2 separate regions of the Mus musculus genome follow, and region 1 is linked to region 2. The links are chromatin loops, found by intact Hi-C in ENCODE. Cell type or tissue: heart. All regions are shown on one strand. Links, peaks and the distances in the headings refer to the core of each region. The heading gives the core; the rest is flanking DNA.

Evidence for each region. A loop is a pair of places that touch in the nucleus more often than their neighbours do. Peaks named below come from ENCODE experiments on the same cell type or tissue, not always from the same donor. Only the 100,000 strongest peaks of a DNase experiment are listed, where the experiment ranks them.
Region 1: it touches region 2 in a loop (3-fold over the local background); 10 of 42 quality-filtered maps call a loop at or near these places.

What each region holds. Positions count from the first base shown.
Region 1 is chr8:72,318,741-72,327,637 of GRCm38, forward strand. It overlaps Klf2 (Kruppel-like factor 2 (lung)), which reads left to right and starts at 322. Exons shown (of 3, transcript NM_008452.2): 1 at 322-409; 2 at 686-1,502; 3 at 2,004-2,914. The coding sequence starts at 338. The coding sequence ends at 2,179. In heart, for the core only: no CTCF peak of the experiment used is centred there; DNase peaks (open chromatin) are centred at 1,581, 3,911, 4,611, 5,811 and 4 weaker places; H3K4me3 peaks cover 3,669 bases; H3K27ac peaks cover 1,877 bases; H3K27me3 peaks cover 561 bases.
Region 2 is chr8:72,263,434-72,272,330 of GRCm38, forward strand. No RefSeq gene overlaps it. Among named protein-coding and RNA genes, the nearest start is that of Gm51537, 14 kb to the right of the region's middle. In heart, for the core only: no CTCF peak of the experiment used is centred there; DNase peaks (open chromatin) are centred at 2,148, 5,108, 7,351, 7,818 and 4 weaker places; H3K27ac peaks cover 2,951 bases.

The DNA.
Region 1 (8,897 bases), core at 360-8,359, 55 kb after region 2:
CGTGTTCCCCGCGGAGTCCCAGGTGCCACCCCCTCCCCCGCCCCCCGCGCGCGCTAACTATGCTGTTGTGCCTGGTTTGTTGACGCCGTCGCCATAGGGACGGTCGGGGGCGGGGCCCGGCCGCGGGGGCGGGGCTTGAGGAGCGCAGTCCGGGCTCCCGCAGTAGCCGCCACAGCCACCACCGCCAGGCTTATATACCGCGGCTAAATTTAGGCTGAGCCCGGAGCTCGTCCCCATCCGGGACGCGTTTCCGTCGACGCCTCCTAGCCCGGCCCTCTGTGCCTGCCGCGCCTATAAGGCCTGGGTGGGCCGGGCCACAGCACACACAGTCCCTGCCATGGCGCTCAGCGAGCCTATCTTGCCGTCCTTTGCCACTTTCGCCAGCCCGTGCGAGCGCGGCCTCCAGGAGGTGAGGGCAGCGAGGGTCCGCGGGCGGCGGGGTAGCAAGGTACCAGGCTACAGGGTGCAGGAGCCAGTACTGGAGATGACAAGGTCCAGGGTGCTGACCGCCTCAGGGAGTTAGACTTCAGGCTGTGGGACAGGAGGTGGGTGCAGGGACTGAGGACACGCGCGCTGAAGGGATGCCGTGCACCGGGTGCAGATCTTGAGGGCCTAGTTGTTAGACTTTGGGGTGCAGGGTAGCAGGAGGCACCCCCACTCACGTCCCGCGCCCTGTCTCCTGCAGCGCTGGCCGCGAAATGAACCCGAGGCGGGCGGCACGGATGAGGACCTAAACAACGTGTTGGACTTCATCCTCTCCATGGGATTGGACGGTCTGGGCGCCGAAAATCCTCCCGAGCCCCCGCCGCAGCCCCCGCCGCCTGCCTTCTACTACCCGGAGCCGGGTGCTCCGCCGCCCTACAGCATCCCCGCGGCCAGCCTGGGAACAGAGCTGCTGCGCCCCGACCTGGACCCGCCTCAGGGGCCGGCTCTGCACGGCCGCTTCCTCCTCGCGCCTCCCGGGCGGCTAGTGAAGGCCGAGCCCCCCGAGGTGGACGGCGGCGGCTACGGCTGCGCTCCGGGCCTGGCCCACGGACCGCGCGGGCTGAAGCTCGAGGGCGCCCCAGGAGCGACAGGTGCATGCATGCGGGGTCCCGCCGGCCGCCCCCCGCCGCCCCCGGACACGCCGCCGCTCAGCCCCGACGGCCCCCTGCGCATCCCGGCGTCCGGTCCCCGCAACCCGTTCCCGCCGCCCTTCGGTCCCGGCCCCAGCTTCGGCGGTCCCGGCCCCGCGTTGCACTACGGGCCTCCCGCGCCTGGCGCCTTCGGTCTTTTCGAGGACGCGGCGGCAGCGGCGGCGGCGCTGGGCTTGGCTCCACCTGCCACGCGCGGTCTCCTCACGCCGCCCTCGTCCCCGCTGGAGCTGCTGGAGGCCAAGCCCAAACGCGGCCGCCGCTCCTGGCCCCGCAAGCGCGCCGCCACACATACTTGCAGCTACACCAACTGCGGCAAGACCTACACCAAGAGCTCGCACCTAAAGGCGCATCTGCGTACACACACAGGTGGGCGCCTGGCCTCATTCCCGGGATCTGCGGCAGGGGGATGGCCGCGAGTTCAGGAACAGGCTAGGTTACAGAGGAAGACCCTGTCCATCCTCCAGAAGGGAAATGGATACTGTCCCCAGAGTCTATGACACTGCCAAGGGGGTGTGGCAGTTTAATGGGTTGGCTCCGAGGGACTCAGGTCTCAAGAATTCGGGACATAATTAAGAAGCTGTGGAGGGCTGGGCTGGGGCTTAGCACTGCATATAAAGTTTGGCATGGTGGCCTGAGCCTGTCATCTCAGTACTGAGCAGAAGAATCAGGAATTCAGACCTAATCTCAGAATGTTAGGGGAGGAATGCACCTGAGCCTGCTAGTGGTCAGCTTCAGGAGCCCAAGGTTCTCTGTTTAGATTAGATGTGGGATGGAGATGAGAGGGAGAGGGCAGTGCTATCCGGTGCAGGGTGCCCAGAGCAGGCTTTCGGGGAAATTGAGGCTCAATGTCATTCCTCTCTGATGCAGGTGAGAAGCCTTATCATTGCAACTGGGAAGGATGCGGCTGGAAGTTCGCGCGCTCTGACGAGCTTACCCGCCACTACCGAAAGCACACAGGTCACAGACCCTTTCAGTGCCACTTGTGCGACCGGGCCTTCTCCAGGTCCGACCACCTGGCCTTGCACATGAAGCGACACATGTAGCCTGGGTCGACTCGGCTAGCCCATGCGCGACTGTGGCAGGTTCCACGCGCGGGGCACGGTCCCCTTGCAAACAGACTGCTATTTATTGGACCTTAGGACAGAGCCGGACAAGTGTGGCCACAGGAAAATGACTCTGCCACCAGTTCTGGCCCCCACAGTGACTGAAGGCCCCAGGAAAGAAGACAGGAGTCTGTGAAGAATGTTTTCAAAATGGTGCAATAATTGACTTATTTCCCTCGGGTCCCCACTAGAGGATCGAGGCTAGATGCCTTGTGAGAAATGCCTTTGAGTTTACTGTCCCCAACGTTTTTATAATATTGTATATAAGACTATGACCGATTGTATTTCTATAAGGGAGACGATGGCATCTCTGCCGCCTGCTTCGTTTTTATACGACTTTTTTTTAATTAAAGTTTTGGATCTTTGGAGGAATCACGGTAGTGGTGTGGCTGGGGATAGGGTAGGTCCTGAGGGGACAGGGAGCAGTCAGTGCCTGTGGCCAAGGTCACCAGCTGCAGCCCCCAGCTGCCAAGGCCTGTGGGTTCGCTATAAATGTAAACATGGTGTTTTAGGATTGAGCACAGGTTATTTTTAAGTCTGCTACTTTGAGCCATAATTTGCCCCACCCCCACCCCCTGTATCCCAAGTGGGAAAAGCCTTGGCTCCACTGATGTGGCTGACCATTCCTTTTTTTAGAAAGAAAAATAGAAAAGAAAATTAAAAACCTTTTCCTGGTACCATCTTGGGGTTTAGCCAAACTTATGGAGCGTGCAGGTGTTTTGGCGAGCGCACGTGTGTGTGTGTGTGTGTGTGTGTGTGTGTGTGCGCGCGCGCGCACGCTCTCGAGCGTGTGTGTGTGTGTGTGGGTAAATGTATGGGTGGGTGTGTGTTTCCAGCAGGGTTTCTCTGTAGCCCTGACTGTTCTGGAACTCAGGCTGGCCTAGAACTCACAGATCCAGCTACCTCTGCCTCCTGAGTGCTGGAACTAAAGGCAGGCCCTCCCCTCTGCTCATTTCTTTTTTTTAAATACGCATACTAAGCTAGCACAAACCAGATCGCTTTGCGGCTGCCTCTCAGATATTGGTATTGGTCTTTTTATAGGGGTAAAACCCATGGTATAAGCTTTTTGCCTTTCATTTTCAGGGGCTTTCCCTCCTTTTTGTACTGCATTTATTCTGTGTTTTGAAGAGTTGCGTAGGTAGCCGTGTAATGTGGACACCAGAGGACAACTTCGAGAGTTGCTCTGCTCTGTAGCTCCTGGGATTCAGCTCTGGCCTTTCATCAGCATGGCTGCTGGGATCCTTACCCAGTTGAGCTGCCTCTTGGTCTCACCACAGAGAATGGTCACATGTGAGCATGGCGACTTGTGGCACCTGACTTTGCTTTTCGTTATTTTGGATAGGCTGGGGTGACATGTCCCTCATGCCTGGGGCACAGTGGTGGTGGTGGTGGTGGTGGTGGTGGTTTTGTAGTCACCCATCTGGGTTGTGTGGAGAACTGCAATGCCTGTGGGCATCCAGCCTACCCTAGTCTCCCTTTCATTAGTAGGTGCTTCTACCCTGGGCCCCAGTAACTATGGCTACTGACAATTGCCCAAGTTACTTCCAGAAAGTGAAAACCCTTAGGTAGAGCCCAGTTTTAAAGCACTCTCACCCCAGTTGCGACAGCAGCAGGGATTTCCTCCATCTCTCCATCCTCCCCCTCCCACGGCGACCTTGGAAACAGCTGACAACTCTTTGGTAATCTGTGAAAAGCAGAAATGATGATAATGTGATTCATATTTTGAAAGTAAATACTGAGGCTCACTTCCGCTGCAGAGGGAGGGTGGGTGAGCTCTTTGCCCTTTGCGGACCACTTCTGCAAAACTCCAGAGTCTCAAGGTGGCCTCTCAGCCAGACCAGGAGCGGGAGCAGAGTTCCTTGCTGGAGCTTGTCCTGGGGAAAAGAAAGCTCTCAAAGAGAGTTCGTGTTTGTTTCTGTTTGGTAGTGCCAGAATCGTGGCCCGGACTGCACCACCGTGCTGCTATGATTTAATCATCTGGGTTTTGTTGATTTGGCTTGCTTTGCTGGGGCAGAGCTTGATCTGCCTCTGAGCCACACCCTCAGCATGTAACTAACTACCTGCAGCCTTCCCAGGAAAGCTGCCTCAAACTAGAGCCACGAACCATTTTCCTTTTTTGCTTTCAGGTAGCCCAGGTTGGTTTCAAATGTACTACATTGCTGTCCCCAGCCCAGGGTAGAGTCAGTACTTTTTCTTGGAGAACACTTCTAGCTCTCCTCTGGAGGGCTCTGAGGCCAGTAAGAGGTCAATTGGGAAGCCACGAGGCACGGGACAGCTTGCTTCCAACGGAGAGGTACCTCCAGCATGCTGCTTGGGCAGCAGTGTACCCCACAGGCTAACCCAGAGCATGTGGCCTGGGTTCTCGGAACTCAGACAAGGGTCAGCTTGTGTGTACTCTGGACTCCAAGGGAGACCCATTGAAGACATTTTCGATTGTCACCCTTAAGGTTCCAGCTAGATGCACTGGGCAGCCCCTGCCTTCCTTGGAGACACTTTCAGACCCTGCCATGATGAGTCAGGCTGAGGCAGAGCACCCTGCTCTGGATGCTAAAAAAAGGAGGAGCACATCATGCAGAGAGGTGTGAAGAAAGCTTCAATGACTATTCTTGGGAACTCGGGCAAGAGATAGGACATTGAACCATTTTCTTCCCTCTGGAAAAGTTAACCACAGCCTTGTTTGAGTCTGTTTTTTGTTTTATTTGTTTATTTGTTTGAGACAGGGTCTTTCTATGTAGCCCTGACTGGCTTGGAAGTCACTACAGCAATCTGGACAAGACAGATAGAGCCACCTGCCATTGCCCCCAGAGAACTGTGACTAAAGGCATGTGCACCAGGCCAGGGCCTTAGAGGAAATGGGAACTATCAAGGATTAGAGAGATGGCTCAGTGGATAAAGGTTGCTGCCAAGGCTATCCCACCTGAGTTCCATTCCTGGAACCCACACAGTAGGAAGAGAAAACAGGGTTCTACAGATATCCTCTGACCTCCACCCCTATGTCCACACAAAATAAATATGTTAAATGTAATAAGCATAACATATTAACTTTAAAAAAAAAAACCTTCACATTCTATAACTCACCCAACCCAACCTTTCTTATTTTGTCAATGGGGTGGGGTAGGCCCTGGTTCCTGGCTGAATTGCTTTCACAAAGTTGTAGTTACCGGTGTAGCCTTTCTTCTCTCCAGAATGATAAGCAGTTTTTATGTTTTTTCCCCTCTGTCTTACCCCCCCATCCTTCGTAATATTTCATTTAGATATTCTAGAGAGTGCTTATGCAAATAGATGCTGAGGTTACGTTTGGTCTCTTGTGTTCTTTCTAGTATTCTCTAGTACAGCCTCACGGCGTTTCTAATGTGTCAGCTATCCTACAGCACCTGTGTGCAAGTGCATGCACAGGCCTGAGGTCAATGTCCGAATCCTCTCTCCCCACCGTAGACAATGAGACAAGGATCTCTAAATCAGCCCCCAGTCTCACCTTGTCTGGCTAGCCAGCTTGCCCTGGGGATCCCGTCTCTGCCATCCCTTCCGTGGCTAGAATTGAAGGCGGTTACCACCCCCATGCTGCATTTACAAGGGTGCTGGGCATCAAACTTGGCTTGCTTCACCTCTGAGCCATCTCCTCTCAGCCCCCACTATACCACTTTATAGTAAACATTTGAGAGCCCACAGGATGCAGTATGGACAGGGGGGCCCTGCAAACTGACCCCCCATGAGTGTCTAGGGCTGGACTTCAGATGGTCCCGAGGGCAGGATCACACAGGAGAGAAGGGATGAACACTTTACTAGGCTTCTGCCTCCAGATGGGTGCAGGCATGGAGATGAAAGAAGACCCCACTGCATTTCCTGAATTTATGGGGCCCTGAGGGGTGTTGTCAGTAGGGAGAGTCCCTGGCTCAGCCCAGAAAAACTGTGGAGTAACCCCTACAGCTCAAGCTGGCTGGCTGGCCCAAAGGCACGGGCAGTGTTTGGTACCCTGGGCCTACCTGTGCCAGTGACTCTCCATCACAGTTTGACTGACAAGGGACTCTAGGTCATCTCTGGGACCTGAGTGTTGAGCAAAGCCAGTCCCCTCCCCCAGTCTCTCCCCACTAGTCTTTCATCCCAGCCACCTATCAGGTCCCCAACTCCAGTTCCCAGTCCCCTACAAGCTATCCCCTCCCCCCCCCCCCCCCAGCTACCAGAAGGAGACGTCTCCTATCCCTTATGGGTCAGATGAGATTCTCAGGGCCAGAACAAAACGGTTAGGAGTGGGCCTGCACAGATGAATGACCAGTGTGGTGACTGAAGCAGGAGGATTCCTTCAAGTTCAAGGTGAGCCTGGGTTATAGAACCTGTCTCAGAACAACCAGGAGAGCCAGTTATAACGATGCTCACCTTTCCTTCCAACACTTAGGAGACAGGGGCAGAGAATCACTTCAGGGGCACCCTCAGCTACACAGAGGTCAAGGCCAGCTGCCTCTCCTTCCCCCTTTCCCTTCCTTCCTTTCTTTAGACAAGGTGGCTCAGACTCAGCTATCCTCCTTCCTCAGTCTCCCATGTACTGAGGAGACCAGCTTCCCTTTCTCTCCCCATCCACTCACCCACTCAGAACTTACTCCTGAGGCCTCAGCCTCATGTCCCCAGCAGCCATCCCTGGAAGTCAGGAGTGATGTGGAGGAGCCTGTGCAGAGTGCCACCTTGTGACACCTACCTGTGGCCCCTCCAGAATCCTCCTGGCACAGGCATGCTGGACTTCCTCAATGGATCCACTTCCTGTCCTCTCAGCAAGCCTAGGAGAACATAAGACCACTCTCACCGTGCAGTCCTGGCTGTCTTGAAACTCACACTGTCCACTGGCTGGCCTCCAACTCCAGAGATCCACATGTCTCTGCCTCTTCAGTGTTGGGTTCAAATGTGTGTGTGTGTGTGTGTGTGTGTGTGTGTGTACATACACACACATTTGCCCATAGATCCAGAGAGAGCATTGGTTTCCCTGGACCTGAAGTCACAGATGGTTGTGAACTGCTATGTGTGTACTGAAAACTAAACTGTAAGAGCCAGTTCATCTCTCTAGCTCCAGTTAGTTTTTGAGACATATCACAATGCAACCCAGACTAGCTTTAAACTTGTCATCCTCCTGCCTCAGCTTCCTAAATGTGAGGGTGGCAGGCACTATGCCTGGTCTCCCTATATTTTATTTTATGAACTTATTTTTGCCTTTCTCTCCCCACTCCTCTCTGTAGGTTTGGCTGCAAGCTCCTCTTCCCACAGAGCCATCTTGCTGACCCTTTCTGATATTGGGTTCAGAGTACGGCCACGGGCAACTGGTGTGAATGTGGGTGGAAAACCCAGAACTCTGGCTTGGCTCTCAGTCAAGCCCTCTCTGCACATCCCTTCCCATACTTAGAAACACTCAGCTGCTCAGATACCACCACAGCCCATGTCCGTACTTCCTGGGAGCCCCACCACTACCTGTGTGCTCTTTCTAGACTCTGAACATCCAGCAGATATGCATTTTCTAGGAAATTTTCTACCAGGACAGGACAGAAAAGAGGCTTTTACCCTAGGTCCCTGGGGCACTTAGGCCTCAGAGCATTCCCTGAAAAGCAAAACAGTGCAGTGAAGGTGTGACTCAGATCTCAGCCCAGACCTAGGCTCAAGGAGACACCTGGCAGCTCAAGTCCTGGACTTAGCCATCTAAATAGCCCGAAGCTAGGAATGGCCAGAGGGCTCTCTATCCAGGAATGCAGACACCTACACCTACACATGCTATCAGCCAGAACCACTTCTTTGCGATTCACTGGGAGACTGGGCCTCAATGGCGCCCCTTGCAGGTGTGTGAACTTTCCAGCCCCTGAGATGCCACCACTGTCTCCAACCTGGGCCCTTTGTCTGATGCAGTCGTGGCTTTTTTTTTTTTTAGATTTATTTCTTTTTACGCATATGAGTATACTGTAGCATTGTACAGATGGTTGTGAGCCACTATGTGGTTGCTGGAATTTGAACTCAGGACCTTTGGAAGAGCAGACAGTGCTCCTAACCACTGAGCTATCTTTCCAGCCCCCAGTCATGGTTCTTGACCTCTCACCCCAGGACCTTTCTGGTTGTACCTGCTCTTCATGCCAGTCTGTCGACATATTTACTGAGTGTGGACTACACAGTGTGTCCTACAGTCTCTATCTTTGAGGGGTCTCCCTGTCCATGGAGCAGTGATCTGTGTTTCCTGGGGTAGGGTTTTAGGGTGTCAGGGGAGATGTCTGTCTGTGGAACTTCAGGGAGGGAGGTCAGTCCAGCAGGAATATATTCTAAGGGAGGGGCTGCAGAAGTAGATGGCACTAGGGAGCACTGGAGGGGAGACATGATCAGGGGAGGCAACCATCAGCTTGGTGTCAACAACACGGTTCTTCTGGGATGACCTTTAGCTGGGAGGAGCACCCCCTTTCCTCACTGGCCCATTGCACCCTTTCCCTTGTGTATCAGATACTCAGATTTTTGGGAGAACGCCTTGTTGGTTCTGAGCTGGAACTCTGTGAGGAGATACTAGGCCAAGTTCCTGCCAACAGAGAGAGCAACTGTGCAAAGAATTTTGAGACTGGGAGAAGCAGGCTGGGGATGAGGACACAGAAAACTCAGCTTGTGCCTATGAAAGCTTTCTCTTTTTAAAAAATTTATTTATTTA
Region 2 (8,897 bases), core at 560-8,559:
CTTGAGCCTCCCCAAGAGATTTTACTCTATTGTTTGTTTCCTTGTGTGCATATGAGAGCCCACAGAGGCCAGGAGATCATGTCAGATTCCTGAAGCTGGAGTTTTAGGCAGTTGTCAGCTGTCCTACATGGATATTGGGAAGCTGTCGGGTCCTCTGAGGGAGCAGTATGCACCCTTGACGGCTGTGTTGTCTCTGCAGTTGCTGCCAGTTGCTCTTGTGACTCGTGTCCTTGAACTTCAGTATCGGCATAGCAGTATCAGAAGCCTCAGCCGGTGATGTTTTCTACCTAAGTGCTTTCGTACACAGTCTGGCCTGCTCTCCTGCTAACCTCTGTGCAGTGACCCCTTCCCTGTTGGTCCTTACCACCTACTGTGCTACCTGAGCTCGTGGGCACAAAGCCATTTCAAGCATGCACTAGGGCAGAGGTGTAGTTAGTGTCCAGCAGAGATGTTGGAATTTTCCTGAGCTCAGGTTAATGGATGCTGCAGTTTTCTGAGCTGGTAAGCTTTTCTTCCGCAGCAGAGAGGGAGAACGTTCCAGTTGCTCTATACCCTTTCCAACACTCAGTGATATCTGGCTCTGATTGTAGCCCTACCAGTGGGACCAGCTCATACAGGTTACAAGCACTTTGCAGTCTCGGCTCTGTGCCCACTGCTGTACCTGAGAAGAGAAACTCAGTGGGAACTGGCCACAGCTGTCTCCTTGAACCATACCAACTCCCGAGGCTTAACAACCACCTTTACCTCTCTCTGGGCCCTAAAGTTTTAAATTTGTGTGTATGAATTATGCATGTTGAATTCCATTCTGGTGTTTTCATACATGCATGGGATGTATTTTGATCGTATTCTCCCCCCCCCCATGATCTCCTACCCCACTTCCACACCCACTGATCTCTTTTCTCTTCCCAACTAGTCCTCCTCCTGTTCCTCCTCCTGCTGCTTCTCCTTCTCCTGCTCTTTTTATTCTTCCTCCTCCTCCTCTTCTTGATCACTCCATGAGTTTCACGATGGCTGCTTACAGCAGCATGCAGGGTGTAGTATAGAGGTGCTCAAGGTAGCCAGTGGCTACACTACTGAAGAAACTCTCTCTCCCAAAAGACAAGAGAGGTGAGGGCGGGGGAGGGCATGGGGGACTTTTGGGGTAGCATTGGAAATGTAAATGAAGAAAATACCTAATTTCAAAAAATTTTTAAAAAAGAGGTGAGTAGTTATGAGCACTTGCTGTGTGAGCATGTGCACCCATGATCTTTGATCTGAATACCCGTGTAACAAAGCATGTGCACCCATGATCTTTGATCTGAATACCCATGTAGCAAAGCATGTACAAGCATGTGCACCCATGATCTTTGATCTGAATACCCATGTAGCAAAGCATGTGCAAGCATGTGCACCCATGATCTTTGATCTGAATACCCATGTAGCAAAGCATGTGCAAGCATGTGCACCCATGATCTTTGATCTGAATACCCATGTAGCAAAGCATGTGCACCCATGATCTTTGATCTGAATATCCATGTAACAAAGCATGTACAAGCATGTGCACCCATGATCTTTGATCTGAATACCTGTGTAGCAAAGCATGTGCACCCATGATCTTTGATCTGAATACCCATGTAACAAAGCATGTGCACCCATGATCTTTGATCTGAATACCTGTGTAACAAAGCATGTGCAAGCATGTGCACCCATGATCTTTGATCTGTATACCCATGTAACAAAGCATGTGCAAGCATGTGCACCCATGATCTTTGACCTGAATACCCGTGTAAAAAACTGGGAATCCCACAATATCTATCAAGGAAGGCAAGAGAGTCAGTGGGGCTTGCTGACTAACAGCATTCCTCAAAAACCAGTCTAGATTCAAGAAGTGGCTACCTCAAAAGGAGTAAGGCAAAGACAGTGATAGGGAATGATCTTTGATGTACTTCTGTGGCCTCTGTGTGCATGCAGTTGCACACATCTGAGCACTCTCACACAGAGACACTGAGTCCAACAGGCAACAGCTCTCAAGAAGTCCAAGAGAGCAGAGCAGGAGATACCACAGGTCCTAAGTGCTGCCTCTTCCTGCACAGGCTCCACCCTTTGGCTCCGCTTGCCCTCTTGTTTCCCACCCAAATAGCTTCCAAGAGAAACAGGCTGCACCTGGGATGGCTTCCCAGAAGGCCTGGCTGCAGCAGCCGAACCACGGGAAGAACTTGTGGGAGGTCACATGGTCATGCTCACAATCGCTCCACCACCTCCCCCCCCCCCCCCCCCCCCCCCGCTGCACAGGAGGGAGAGCTAGGCACGAGGATGCTGGAGCCTGTCGCACCTGACTGCCACCCTGACTCAACTTCTTGCCAGCATCCGAGCCTCCATACCCCTCCATACCCTGTCTGGGAAATGGGCTCAGAAGGGCCTGAACTGTGATGGGATTGAGGGATGCATGCAGGAAGTCAACCGAAATCTCCAGATGAAAGAACCCCAGCATTCCTCCATGGTTGTATAGAATTCTGCCCCGAGCCCATCCCTGTTACACACTGGAAAATCCATAGTGGGCTGGGCTGGCTCAGTGGCAAGGGAGCTTTCCATGGAAGCACGAGGACCTGAGTTCGGATCCCAGAATCCTTGTAAAAAGCTGGCCATGGCTGCGAGCCTGTGACCCAGAGCTGGGGCTTGCTGGATGCCAGTCTGGACTCTGACTCGAGAATAAGGTGGAGAGTGACAGAAGATCCATGACATCCACGTGCATGTGCACGTGCACGCACCACTCACACATAACACCATAATAAAGTAATTGTAAATAAGTCAATACATACGCATATAAATATGTGTGTGCATCTGGGGAGCAGAGTCAAACTACATAGCCTAGATTGGCCACAGACTTGAATGGATCTTGGACCTCAGTGTCATGGTGCTAGAAATACAGGTGCAAGTCACCACACACAACTTTAGGTTTTTGTTTTTGTAAGGGTCTCATGCAGTCAGGCTGCCCTCCAACCTGCCAAGTAGTAGAAGGTAACATGAATTCCTGATCTCCCTGCCTTATTTCCTCAGTGCTGAGGTGACAGGTGACTGCCACCACATCTAGTTTATGTGGTGCTAGGAATGAACCCAGGGTATCATGCATGTTAACTGAGCTACAAGCACCCTAACAAATGAGCTACAAGCACCCTAACAGCTAAGCTATAGCCTCAGCCCCTCAAACTATTTTAATTGATTTTTAAATCCACATGAAATACATTGGTGAAATTCAGAAGTAAGTGTAGTACAACTATCACTTCTACTAAGTTCCAGAACACTCTTTTTACCCAGAAAGAAAACTCATATCCAACAGCAGTCTTGGCCCACTCCCTCCCTCAGCCCCTGGCAGCCTGTGTCAGTCTGGATTGATTTGGGTACTGTATGGCAGTGGGATTCCATCCTGTGGGGCTTTCTATGCCTGGCTCTGCCACTCAGTGTCTCATCCCCAGGGTCTGTCCTTGTGGCAATGTGAGTCAGAGCTCTGTTCCTTTTCAAGGCTGAATAATATTCCACAGTGTAGATGAGTCCCATTGTGCTGGCCATGAACCTCCATTGATACACACCTGTTTAAACATTTCTCTGTGTGTGTGTGTGTGTGTGTGTGTGTGTGTGTGTGTGTGTGTGTACCATGTATGTAGGTCAGAAGACAGTTTGTAGGAGTCTCTCCTTCCTCCCTGTGGGTCCTTTGATGGCAAGTGCCTCATCTTGGCCCATACACGCAGATGCCCTGCAGGATTTTATGAGCTGTAGGGAGTGAGAAAATGAGATGCTCCTATTTCAAGTGAAGGCTGTCACTGTGTCACTCATGCATGTCTTTAATGTCTCAGTGAATTCATAGCAATGAACTTCCTTTCTGATCACCCACACATGCAAATGTGCACACGCGTGCGCGCGCGCTCGCACACACACACACACACACACACACACACAGGTAGTCATATGTTGAGTGTCATTTATGTATTTGTAATAAAAACACTTTTTAAGGGCCAGATGTGCTGAAACAGAACTTCAGTCCCAGCACCAGGGAGGCAGAGACACAGGCAAAGGCAGCTGAATCTTTATGAGTTCAAGGCCAGTCTGGACTACAAATTGAGAGCAAGGACAGCCAAGGCTACACAGAGAAATCCTATCTCAAAAAAAAAAAAGAAAGAAAGAAAGAAAAGAAAAGAAAAAGAAAGAAAAGGAAAAAACCCGAGTTTTTAAAATAAAAGAACAATATTCTGAGCCTGGTGATGTGGCGATGTGGTGTGTGCCCGCGCTGGGGAGGCTGAGGCAGGAGACTGACTTCAGGCCGCTTGGGCCACAGAACAAGGCCCTAGGTCAAAACCACAACCACAACAATAGCAAAGGAATTCTCCAAAAGTCTGTCTTGGTCAGTGAGGGCAGAGGGGAAAAATCAGATTTCCAGGGGGCGAGAGGGCTCTGTGGGTGCTTGATGCCAAGTCTTAGGACCAGGACCCACGTGGTAGAAGAAGAGAGATGACTCCCCTGCGTTGCCCTGTGACTTCTCCATGTACACCGTGGCATAAGGACATGCACTCACACAAATTTTAAAAGTTAAAAAAAAAAAAAAACTTTAAAGAATCAGACTTTCAGACTTAGAGCTCCATCTTATAACCTCCATTTCCTCCTCTGGGAAATGGGGACAGTAGAAGCTTGACTCTGAGCATTCCCACATGTGTTTCTTTAGCCTGGTCACCCCTTCCAAACGATCTTCCTGGTGAACTTCCGTGAAACTTCACCTGCAGTGACCCTCCTCCAGACACTTTTGTGTTTCAGGGCCGGGGACATCTGTGTGCCCCTGGACTTGGAGCCCCTTGATGGACACAGAGGGTTGGAGAGTGGTGAAAGCAGAGACATCCAGGGCTCAGCAGTATGGCACGGGACTCCGAATACAGTGTTCTTTCCCAAAATCTGTGTGCACGAAAGTGCCCAGCCACGGTCATCTGGGCCCTGCCCCCTCCCCATCCTCACAGCCCCTGCCAGGGCCAGGACAGCCTGTCCCCTGAGTGTCCCCCAGGTCATAGATAAGGCTGCCAGTGGCTATCGGCAGGAAACATCTTAGCAAGCAGGAAACCACGAAGTGAGCCAACTGCGCCCGCGCCGAGCTCAGCCTATCCTTGGCCTGATATTTTGGGAGCCGCTATTTAAGCCCGACTCGACTCCTGCCATGAGCTGGACTGTTCTTGTGAGGTTGGAGGGAGACTCCATTTCCACATCCCTCAGAAGCCTGCGGCCAGAGATATGAGGATCGGATCACAGAGGCCCTCTAGAGAGCCACAGCCTCTTCTCTAGCCGCTGGGCAGCCCGAGCATGTGGCGTCACCTCTCTGGGCCAGTTTTCCCCTTCACAGCTTGGATTCTGTCCTAAATGAAAAACCAAGTAGGAGGCCAGGTCATGCCTGAACCAGCCTGTGAGAGAGACCCATGTTCAAGTGAAAGCAAGGCCGGAGCTGGAGAACTGGCGGCTCAGCAGCTAGGAGCACCTGCTGCTCTTGCAGAGAGCCTAGGTTCAGTTCCCGACATCCACACGGCACCCTCACAATCATCTGTGACTCAGCTCCAGCAGAGCTGACCCCCTCTAAGCTGTGCAGGCAGAAGGTATATATGCAGTGCACATACATGCAAGCAAACACACACACACAATATAAAGTAAATAAAAATTGGGGTGTGCGCTGGATGGTTGTGGCAGGCAGATCTTTGTGAGTTCGAGACCAGCCTGGTTTACAGGGTGAGTTCCAGGAGAGCCAGGGCTACATAGTGAAACCCCATCTCAAAACAACAGCAACAGAATGGTATGGAGGGGTGGTATAGTGATCAAGAGCTAGCGCAGAGATGGGAGTGCAGTTCCCAGCACCCTGATCGAGAGGCTCTGAGGGCATCTGCACTTACTCATGTGCACAAACCCCCTTACAGATACATACACACAACTAAAACTTGGAAATTAATGAATAGAAGAGTAGCCAGGGCTTCCTACTGAGGCTCAGTTGGTAGAGCTCTCACCCAGCATTTGTAAAAGCCTGAATTCCACCGCCAGCATAAACACAGCATTCCAGGTGTGGAGACAGGAATTTAGAGCTCAACATGATCCTTAGGGACTGGAGAGATGGCTCAGTGGTTAAGAGCACTGGCTGCTCTTCCAGAGGTCCCGAGTTCAATTCTCAGCAACCACATGGTGGCTCACAACCATCTGTAATGGGATCTGATGCCCTCTTCTGGTGTGAGACAGGGTACTCATATATATTATATACTCATATATATATATACATATACATATATATATACATATACATATATCTCTGTGTAGCTCTGGCTGTCCTGGAACTCACTTTGTAGACCAGACTGGCCTCGAACTCAGAAATCCACCTGTTTCTGCCTCCCGAGTGCTGGGATTAAAGGCGTGCGCCACCACGCCCGGCTGGAAAATTTTTTTGAGAGCAGCTTTGGCTGCATAATGAAATCCAGGCCAGCTTGGGCTACAGAGAGGAAACCCTATCTCATAAAAGAAACACACCCCAAACAAAAGGGGGGCAACAAAATGGCTCATCGGAGGCACTTGCCACTGACAATCAGGGTTGGATACCCAGGGCCTGTGTCCTGCAAGCTGTCCACTGGCTTATACAAACACAGTACAATACAGCAAATACATGTGCTCTTTAAACGGGGTGGGGTGGGAGAGAGAGAGAGAGAGAGAGAGAGAGAGAGAGAGAGAGAGAGAGAGAGAGAGAGATCTAGGCATGGTGGTATACACCTTTAATCTCTGTGTGTTCAGAAGCAGAAGCAAGAGAAATTTTGTGAGTTCCAGGCCAGTCAGGGCTACACAATGAGACTGTTTTGTTTTGGCTTTTGGAATCAGGACTTCTCTGTATAGCACAGACTGTCCTAAGGGCTCCTTCTGTAGACCAGGCTGGTCAGATTCAGAGATTCCCCCAGTCTCTGACTCCCTCATGCTGGGATTAAAGGTGTGCATCACCACTGCCCTTTGGGAGGCCGGTTGTTTGGTTGGTTCCTCTAAGGCCTCCCAATACAAACTGGAGTGAAGTGACGGATTATAAAGATACTGCTGTAATTACTTTCATTTTCCAGACTTACAAATGGAGGCCCAGAGTAGGAAAGACACTAGCCTGGGGCCACACAGCAGCCCAGAGGCCCTGGCCACCACAGCCTAGTCTGTTATATGGCTGGCCAACTAGAAGCAGTTGTACCTTCCCTATGGCATCCAGGTGGAGCACATACCCAAACTACCAGGTCCCTTTGACAAGCGCTTTTCTCCTCAGGCTAGTAAAAGTGAAAAGTAGAAGTGAGACCAAGGCCCAATCTCTCCAGTCCGCGTGGCCCCTGCTCAGAGCCAGGCAGAGGCAAGCGAAGGACGCCAAGCGTGGCTATGTAAAGCGGCCACTGGCACCTGCCGGGACGGGTGGTGAAGCAGGCACTGTGGCCCCCGCCTGGGCAGCTGCAGCCACCCAAAGGGAACGGCTGTGCCAGATATAACTCGGCCAGACCCCACCCAGAGGGCAGCTCCCAGCCCCTGTGCCTGAAAAGTCACTCTGGGCCAAAGACTCTTGGTGGGTTACTAGCCTGTGCCAGGCCTCAGTGTGGCCACGTGTCCCTCAATATCTGTAAGTACTGGTGAGGAATAGAAGTCAAAGACCTGCAGGTCCGAGCTCCCTCCTCAGGGCTGGCTTCCATGTCGGGAGGCTCCTTACCTCCCAGGGGCCCAGGTACACAACTTTGAAAATTGGGCTGGTGAAAGTTGCAGCCACTACAGGAGACTTGGACCTGGGCAGCCCTCTGGTTAAATGTGCTAATGCCTTCAGGGCCTTCCCCCCACCCCGGGCAGTACTTAGAGAGACCCTGCCTCAGTACACCCCACGTGCCTGGCTGCCCTTCCAGTCCCCATCTACAACTCCAGCCTTATCAGACATCTACAGATTACCTCCGGGTCTCAGCTTCCAATTGCCGCCCCACCCTGCCCCTCCTCACCCCTCCTCGCCTCTCCCCCTCCCTTCCCGTTCTCAGCCCTCCTCCCCTCTTTTTTAATTTAGCTAGCAACTAATTAGTGTAACAATGTATTTTAGTTATCTGTGTGCCCGTGTATGCAGGTGGCTATGAAGGCCTGTGGACCTGGAACTGGACTAAGGGTTGTGACTGGGCCACGTGAGTTCCAGGGTCCCAGCTCAGGTTCTCTGCAGGCACAGGCAGTGAGCTTATCTACCGATGCATCTCTCTAGACCTTTGTTTAATTTTGTTTGATTTTAAAATTATGTTTATTTCTTAGTTGTCAATGGACGTGTTTGGGGGTTAGAGGACTACTTGTAGGAAGGAATTGGTTCTCTCCTACCATCTGGGTTCTAAGGGTTGAACAAATCATTGAGCTTGGCAGCAAGATCTTTTACCAAACTGACCAGCCCTGACCTTGACTCCAGATCATCTTTCCTCCCTCCCTATGCTGAGATCAGACATGTGTGCCACACCCAGCTGATGTGCACTGGGGTGGGACCTGGGCCTGGTTCGTGTATTCAGAGCTACAGCCACATACACATCATACCTTCGTGAGTCAGGGATGCCCAAAGCTCTGTAGCTCAGATTGATGGATCTTGTAATCTTCCTGCCTCACCTTCCCAAAGGCTGGTCACAGCAGGCAGTATCTTTTCCCTGTCAATTTTTAAAAGGGGTGGGGGTTGGGAGGTGGGATGGAGCAGACAAATGGCAGCAGGAGTCTGAGAAAGACCACTATCGAGTATATAGAGACCAAGCCGGCCTGGAACTCACAGAGAGCCACCCGCCTGTCTGCCAGGATGGGGATGGAAGGTGTGCACCATCATACCAGGATAAAGAGGGTATATTCAAGGCCTTCCAGTACCAGGAACTGAGACATCCATAACCAAGTACAGA